2 separate regions of the Homo sapiens genome follow, and region 2 is linked to region 1. Evidence: read pairs that join two places in POLR2A ChIA-PET (ENCODE). Cell type or tissue: HCT116. All regions are shown on one strand. Each heading gives the region's core, and the rest is flanking DNA. Links, peaks and the distances in the headings are about the cores only.

The links. Peaks named below come from ENCODE experiments on the same cell type or tissue, not always from the same donor. Only the 100,000 strongest peaks of a DNase experiment are listed, where the experiment ranks them.
Region 2: POLR2A ChIA-PET joins it to region 1 with 5 read pairs; 2 of 35 experiments call an interaction of 5 or more read pairs at or near these places.

What each region holds. Positions count from the first base shown.
Region 1 is chr21:31,586,612-31,591,139 of GRCh38, forward strand. LOC107985488 (a long non-coding RNA gene) reads right to left here. Exons shown (of 3, transcript XR_001755005.1): 3 at 2,398-2,436. Among named protein-coding and RNA genes, the nearest start is that of TIAM1-AS1, 30 kb to the left of the region's middle. In HCT116, for the core only: no CTCF peak of the experiment used is centred there; no DNase peak of the experiment used is centred there.
Region 2 is chr21:31,364,564-31,368,828 of GRCh38, forward strand. It overlaps a transcript of TIAM1 not described here. Among named protein-coding and RNA genes, the nearest start is that of TIAM1, 22 kb to the left of the region's middle. RefSeq lists an enhancer at 1,866-3,065. In HCT116, for the core only: no CTCF peak of the experiment used is centred there; a DNase peak (open chromatin) is centred at 2,438; H3K4me3 peaks cover 518 bases; H3K27ac peaks cover 2,910 bases.

The sequences.
Region 1 (4,528 bases), core at 278-4,277:
CCTACTCAACTCAAACGTAGCATAGTGTGGGCTTTGATGAACAAAGCTGATCCAAGCAAGAGAAGAAAAATCCCCCCGTCCTTTGCTCAGGCCACATCTATGTCATTAGCATGACTTGAGTGTCAGGAAGGAAAGCCAGATAGACTCCAGTCAGGTGAGCGGTGGCCCTGCTGGATGGAGAGACCATGAAAAGAATACAAAATTCAGCCAGGGCCTGAAAAGGTGAATGAAGACAGCAGCAACCTTAATGCAGAATCTCAGCCACCAAAATCAGGTGCTAAAATTAAAAGGGGTTGAGAAAGAATCACACAGGAATGTGAAAGAGTTGATGGGATGGAAGTGCCAGATGGCAGGACATTAAGGTATCTTAAAAGAGCTAAAAGAAAGGCAATCAAGGCCGGGCATGGTGGCTCACGCCTGTAATCCCAGCACTTTGGGAGGCCGAGGTGGGTGGATCACCTGAGGTCAGGAGTTCAAGACCAGCCTGGCCAACATGGTGAAACCCCATCTCTACTAAAAATACAAAAATTAGCTGGGGGTGGTGGCAGGCGACTGTCATCCCAGCTACTCAGGAGGCTGAGGCAGGAGAATTGCTTGAACCCAGGAGGCGGAGGTTGCAGTGAGCTGAGATTGCGCCATTGCACTCCAGCATGGGACTCTGTCTCAGAAAAAAAAAAAGAGAGAAATAGACTTTCTGAAGAGAAGAGAGAAATAGACTTTCTGAAGAGTTCATCTGAAGAGCTATCCTGCAGGTGACAATGTGGTGAGGCTGTGATGATAATGTCCCATGAGGACCATGGAAGAAAATGAGCTTGCTGAGCTGGGGAAGAGATGGAGGTGAGATCTTCAAATCTGGGGAAGACATGTTCAAATGTGTGAAGGGCTGTAACATCAGAAGGACTTCCAAATAAACATGGCAGATTGAACACATATATACATATACATATATATCTATACGTAGATAGAGAAATGGAATATGTTGATAAATAATATTGGTCTTTTAAGAGATTTCAGTATTGGAAGTTTGATTTATTAGATTTTGAAGAGTTGTTTAAGCACCTGGGGAGGTTTTGCTTTTTAAGTTGGAAAATCAAGCCTAACAACTCTGTAGTAGACATAAAGTATAATGATCAAAGACCGTGGGAGACAAGGCAACAGCAGACAGGATGTATCAACAAAATGTCTGAAAATGGTAAGTTCTGACTGGGTGCAGTGGTGCACGCTTATAATCCCAGCACTTTGGGAGGCCAAGGTGGGAGGATCACTTGAGCTCAAGAGTTCAAGACCAGCCTGGGCAGTATGGCAAAACCCCATCTCTCAAAAAAAAAAAAAAAAAAAAAAAAAAAAGCCAGATATGGTGGTGCATGCCTGTGGTCCCAGCTACTTGGGAGGCTGAAGTGGGAGCATTGCGTCACCCTGGGAGGTCTCAGTGAGCCAAGATCACACCACTGCACTCCAGTATGGGCAACAGAGGAAGACCCTGTCAAAAAAAAAAAAAAAAGTAAAGTAAAGAAAAGAAAAGCAACAAGGAAGGGGAAGCGAAGGGGAGGGGAAGGGGAGGGGAAGAGGAGGGAAGGGGAGGGAAGGGAAGGTTAGGTTCTGATGGTGAAGGGAAGGTTCTGATGGTTACTTCACCAAGCAAGAGAAGCTCTGGTTGCTGAAGAAGTTCCTACAGAGGGGGATCCTGCTATGGTCTGAATGTTTGTTTCCCTCCCAAATTCATATGTTGAAATCCTAACCCCATGGTGATGGCATTATTTAATAGAAGGTGGGGGCCAGGCGTGGTGACTCACGCCTGCAATCCCAGCACTTTGGGAGGTCTAGGAGGGCGGATCACAAGGTCAGGAGATCAAGACCATCCTGGCTAACATGGTGAAACCCCGTCTCTACTAAAAATACAAAAAATTAGCCGGGCATGGTGGTGGGTGCCTGTAGTCCCAACTACTTGGGAGGCTGAGGCAGGAGAATGGTGGGAACCTGGGAAGCGGAGCTTGCAGTGAGCCAAGATGGGGCCACAGCACTCCAGCCTGGGCGACAGAGCGAGACTCCGTCTCAAAAAATAAATAAATAAAATAAAAGAGAAAAAATAGAAGGTGGGGCCTTTTGGGAGAAGTAGTCAGAATCAAAATGGACTCACTAATGTTAAAAAAAAAACTAAACAAACAAACCAACAAACAAAACCCCTGGCACATAGAGCCGGGGAAGACCATGAAGAGAGGATTCTCTTGCTTATACGCCTAGTAACAAAACTATCACAAAGACTGCAAAACTCACAACCTAGCACAATGGCCATGATAACCTCACACAAAAGAATACTTTTGTGACTGGGCACGGTGGCTCACCTGTAATCTCAGCATTTTGGGAGGCCAAGGCAGGAAGGATTGCTTGAGCCCAGGAGTTTGAGACCAGCCTGGGCAACATAGGGTGACTCCGTCTCTACAAAAAACACAAAAACAAAAAACTTTTGCAAGGACATCTACTCAGCAACTACGTCCAACCTTGTACTGGCATCACCTTTGTTACTGATCTTTGCAGCCAAGAATAATTATTTCAAAACAATTATGTAATCTTCTTCACTTTTTCCTTTAAAAACCTTTGTTTTCTTTTACCTCCCTGAATACGTACCTAGTTTACTATGGCATGCATATGCCCATTGTAATGCTCTTTTCCCAAGTAAACATCATTTTCTTTTGGAGAGCCTCTGTTTATTTAGGTTGACAGTCATAAGAGTGGGGCCCTTATGAATGGGACTAGTGCCCTATAAAACTGATTTATGGGCCAGGCATGGTGGCTCACGCCTGTAATCTCAGCACTTTGGGAGGCCGAGGCGGGTGGATTACCTGAGGTCAGGAGTTCAACATAGTGAAACCCCCAACATAGTGAAACCCCCATCTCTACTAAAAATACAAAAATTAGCCGGGCGTGGTGGCATACCCTTGTAATCCCAGCTACTCGGGAGGCTGAGGCAGGAGAATTGCTTGAGCCCACGAGGCAGAGGTTGCAGTGAGCCGAGATCGTGACACTGCACTCCAGCCTGGCCGACAGAGCGAGACTCAGTCTCAAAAAAAAAAAACCAAAAACTGATTTATGGTAACAGAAATATGAATGGGCTGGGCATGGTGGCTCATGACTGTAATGCCAACATTTTAGGAGTCCAAAGTGGGAGCATCACTAGTGCCCAGGAGTCTGAGATCAGCGTGGGCGACATCCCTATAAAAATAAAAATAAAACATCTCTACAACATCTCTACAAAAATAAAAATAAAAAATTGGCCAGGGGTGGTGGTGCATGCCTGTAATCCCAGCTAGTTGAGAGGCAGAGGTGGGAAGATTGCACCAGGAGGTTGAGGCCACAGTGAGTCTTGATCACACCACTGCATTCCAGCTTGGGCAGCAGAACGAGAGCGTGACACACACACATACACACACACACACACACACAGAAGTCAGAATGATGGTTGGCCTTGGGGATGGAGGTGATTGCTGGATGAAAAGGCACAGCATGCAGTGGGGGAGCTTCTAGGATGATGGCAATGTCCTAAAATTTGATTTGGTCAGCAGTTACACAAGTGTGGACATATGTAAACGTAGCAAACTAGACATTTAATATTAGCGCACTCTATGTAAGTTACAGCGCAACAAAAAAGCAATTAAAACTCTTGCGTGTGGGGAAAGATGACCCAGGATACAGAAAACCTAGGCTGCAACTCAAGAAGTCCTGGGGGGTAGTTATTGTGCAGACAGCCTGAGGAGCAACCATTCTGCCCCCCCTCCCCCCACAGCAGGAGGATGGGGCGAGAAAAACTAGGTACCAATAATAAAGCAGGTGTAGTTGGCCATATGGAAAATAGTGTTCAGATGAGTTTTGTAATTCAGTTGGAGAATTTGGCAAGAATTAGTAATGGCAGCTTAACCCACATCCAAACTAGTATCCTCAATTTTCTATATCTTCTCTGCCACATTTGGCAGAAGAAAAAGAGAGATACTTAGAAAAGATATAGAAAACTGAGGGTACTAGTTTGGATACAGGTTAAACTGCTATTAAAAAACAGACTGGGGCCAGGCACGGTGGCTCATGCCTGTAATCCCAGCACTTTGGGAGGCCGAGGCAGACAGATCACTTGAGGTCAGAAGTTTGAGACCAGCCTGACCAACATGGTGACACCTTGTCTCTACTAAAAATGCAAAAATTCCTGTAATCCCAGCACTTTGGGAGGCCAAGGGGTGGGGGGCGGGGGGGAGGGGGGGGGTGGATCACGAGGTCAAGAGTTCGAGACCATCCTGGCCAACATGGTAAAACTCCGTCTCTACTAGAAATACAAAAAATTAGCTGGGCATGATGGTGCATGCCTGTAGTCCTAGCTACTCCGGAGGCTGAAGCAGGAGATCGCTGGAACCCAAGAGGCTAAGGTTGCAGTGAGTAGAGATAGTGCCATTGCACTCCAGCCGGGAGAGAGAGCAAGACTCCATCTCAAAAAAAAAAAAGCAAAAATTAACCAGGCGCAGTGGTATGCACCTGTAGTCCCAGC
Region 2 (4,265 bases), core at 266-4,265, 220 kb before region 1:
AGGAAAGAGCAGCTCTACCTATAGGAATTGTTAATAAGAGTTCTGTACTCTCTATTAACAAATCTTGGAACAGCTGACACCATGATGGCCAGGGACCATGGATGGACGGATGGATGGATGGGTGGATGGATGGATGGCTGCATGGATTGATTGATGGATGGATGGACGAATGGACAGACTGAGTAAAGAATGGTGGCAGTTACAGCTGAGTGGGTGTGTGTTGATGGGGGAGGAAGGACAGAGGACAGGCCAACCACACCATAATTGTTGAGTAATGGCACAGTCCAGAGTGGGCAAAGTTTTTCTTTAAAGAATCAGATAAATATTTCAATCTTTGCGAGCCATATACTCTCTATTGAGCTCTGCCCTTGTTATGTAAAAGCAACCAAAGACAGTAAGTAAATGAAAATGACTTTGTTCCAATAAAACTTTATTCATGAATGCTGAAATCTGAATTTCATGATTTTTACATGACACCAATTATTCTTCTTTTCCCCCCAGCCGCTTAAAAATGTAAAAGACATTTTTAGTTCAAGGATCTTACAAGAATCAGTGGAATTTGGCCCTCAGGCCAGAATTCAACGACCCCAGATCTAGTCTCCAAACACGCCAGTCACTCAGGATAGTGATCAGGAAAGAAGATCTCCCCAGCAGATCCTGGGAAGAGATCTAACACAACGCACATTTTCTATTCTGTGCTCTGTATATACTTCTCCTTCTGTCTTTATTGCATAATTCTCCATGGATGTGCTGATGTTTCCGTCTTGTCCAATGGGATATAGGAAGCACCTGCTGGCAGGGTCTGTGTCTCACTTATTTCTTTCTTTTTTTTTTTTTTTTTTTGAGAGGGAGTCTCGCTCTGTCGCCCAGGCTGGAGTGCAGGGGCATGATCTCGGCTCACTGCAAGCTCTGCCTCCCGGGTTCACGCCATTCTCCTGCCTCAGCCTCCCAAGTAGCTGGGACTACAGGCACCCGCCACCACGCCTGGCTAATTTTTTGTATTTTTTAGTAGAGATGGGGTTTCACACCATGTTAGCCAGGATGGTCTCGATCTCCTGACCTCGTGATCCACCTGCCTCGGCCTCCCAAAGTGCGGGATTACAGGCGTGAGCCACTGTGCCCAGCCTGTGTCACATATTTCTAAATCTTCAGCACTTGGCATAGTACCTGGAACATAACAGGTGCTTGAGAGATATTCCCTGAATCAAACCATATTCCCCAACAACTGCAAGATTTCACTGTCAAAGTATGACATAAGGCCGGGCACGGAGGCTTATGCCTGTAATCCCGGCACTTTGGAAGGCTCAGGCAGGTGGATCACGAAGTCAAGAGATTGAGACCATCCTGGCCAACATGGTGAAACCCCGTCTGTACTAAAATATACAAAAATTAGCTGCACCTATAGTCCCAGCTACTCAGGAGGCTGAGGCAGGAGAATCACTTAACCCGGGAGGTGGAGGTTGCAGTGAGCCGAGGTAGCTCCACTGCACTCCAGCCTGGAGACAGAGCAAGACTCTGTCTCAAAAAAAAAAAAAAAAAAAAAAAAGTGTGACTTGAAAGGCAATCCACCTTGATACCAGGCATCCCCTATCTGATGTCACAGCCATGAATACTATGCCCTTGGCCCTTGGGATGGTTGACAGAGGTCATAGGAAGTAAACCGTACTCATAACCTTGAAGCTGGATTTCACCCTTTGCCAAAAGCAACTCTTAGTTTGTCACATTGTAAAAGGCAGGAAACCAGTTACCTTATTCTTGCCATGACCACACAGATGTTACTTAACTTACGCATGTCCCAAATGGAAAGAAACATATCCATCCGTTAGCAGAGAATGAAAAACATGTCACCCTTTGGCTCCTCAGTTTGGGAATTGATGGGCAATGAACACACTCCTGGTTCCTTTTCTTTCCCATCCATCTCTCCCTCCAGGCCATCCATCAGGAGAAAGCTCAATGTCATCTTCATGGTGAGCACTATGTAGCCATATCCTACAGGCTTTCTTTGCAATACTTAAGTTTCCAAGGAAGGCAGAGACTATTAAAAAGAGGATGCTCAGGGGCTTTCTTTTTTCAGACAGAGTCTTGCTCTGTCACCCAGGCTGGAGTGCAGTGGTGCCATCTTGGCTCACTGCAACCTCCACATCCCAGGTTCAAGCGATTCTCCTGCCTCAACCTCCCGAGTAGCTGGGAATTACAGGCATGTGCCATCATGCCTGGCCAATTTTTCTATTTTTAACGGAGACGGGGTTTCGCCATGTTGGCCAGGCTGGTCTTGAACTCTTAACCTCATGTGATCCACCCGCCTCAGCCTACCAAAGTGCTGGGATTATAGGCGTGAGTCACCATGCCCAGCCTCTTTTTAACACTTTACTGGAAATCTTGACTAGAAGTATGCCAGGGTCAAATCTGTATACAAAGGGAATACAAAGAACCACAGGAGAATCTGTAAGGAAATGACTCATGAGTATTCAGATTTGGATGGGTCCCAGAAAATAGCTCCAGAAACATAATTGCAATCCCAGGCAGGAAGCCAGGCAGGCAGGTAAGCAGGCAAGAAGTAAGGAGAGAAGGAAGGAGGGAGGGAGGGAGGGAGAGAGGAAAGGAGGAAGTGAAGAAGAGAAGAAGGGCACAAACAGAGCAACTCACCTGGTTCATCCTCAACCCCCACCTGCCCCAGCAGTCTTTCAGTTGCAAGCCCTATGAACAGCAAAGGGGACACAGAGCTGGAAGAACGCCACTATTGCCTTTCTCTAGGTAGGTCTGTCAGTAACTCTTTGCTTGATTTGCACCAAGACTTAGTTTCCCAGTCAACAGAATGGGACTAGAAGTACCCAGACCAACAGGCCGAAATAACCTCATTCTGTACATTTTTGAAATTCACTAGTTATCCATTTTAAATGGCATTTGGATTCTTTTTTTCTTTGTGAAGAAGTCTCCATAGCAACTGAACTTGAATACCTTGGTATTCAACCCAAACTTACCTACCTAATAAGTTTGGCAAGAATGTTTTTATTCTTTTCTTACCAAAGGCCACATTTAAGAGGATCCAGAAATTCTGACAGGCCTCATGCATTCTATCTGAGACCAAAGAGCAGACAACCAAGAGACCTGTTTATCAGCAAAAGCAGCAACATTCCGTTTCTTCGCCATTTGGGTAACTCTGTCCTTTATCAATTACAGTCCTTGACAGACTCATTCCTATTCGTTACCTATTTGTTCTTGTGTGTTGGTATTATATTTTCCACATCCTCATGGGCCACTAAATTATAATATTTTAACTTCAAATGACGTCTAACTTGGAATCACGTAATCAATATTACTTTACTGAGTGTTTATCTTCCCTAAACTGCTTCATGGACCACAAAAGAAGACCTAAAAAACAACATCTGATGCTCAGTTTCAATGGATCAATGAGCTGAACCCAAAAATAGCCACTCTAGAATATTCATGAGAGGCCTCTCAGTATAACTGGAAACTTCATACCAAGTTTCACTTTCAAAGAATTCATTTTAAAACATGTTCTCTGATTTTAAACTCAGTTATTTATATGATATTAAAGAGACTTTAACCAACTTGATGGCAAACCTAACAAAAGATGTCTACCAATTATTTTAACTTCATCAAAGGTTTTAAGGGAAACTATTTAAGACATATTAACAACTTCCTATTTTGTTCCATAGGCCCCATTCTTAAAAGGCTCCTCAGGGCTTTAATATTCCATAATATTAAAAGGGCTTTAATATTCCATAATAATTTATTTTACGCTTTCTTAATAACCTTTTCTCAAACTCCAGGTGAATCATTTCTGCAATTTGTTACTGTTTGTAGCTCAACAAATTATTCATTTGAGCTGGCTGAGCCACACGCATAACATTTTTAATTAGAGTGCCACAGTTGACTTCAAATCCAAAATATCCCAATCCAAAATTATTCTGTAGGCTTCGGATTTGCTGCCAGGAGTCTAAAAAGCTAAAAATAGCGACCAAACTTTCACATCACAAGGCAGAAAAAAGCATTTCAAGAAAGCGTACAGGCTTCAAATAGATGCGTGAACAGATCCCAAAAGGCAGGCATAGGCTGACAAGACTTCAGATTTGACCGTCCCCAGTATACTTATATTTGTAAGAAGAAAAGGACGGGAGAAAAACTCAGTAAAACAGCAGCTCATAATGATAAGCTACATAGAGTAGCAGCAGGGGGAAATATGGCAAAACTGGTAAAATACAAGCGTCTAGACTCTCTTTAGTATAAAACTAAAGATATTA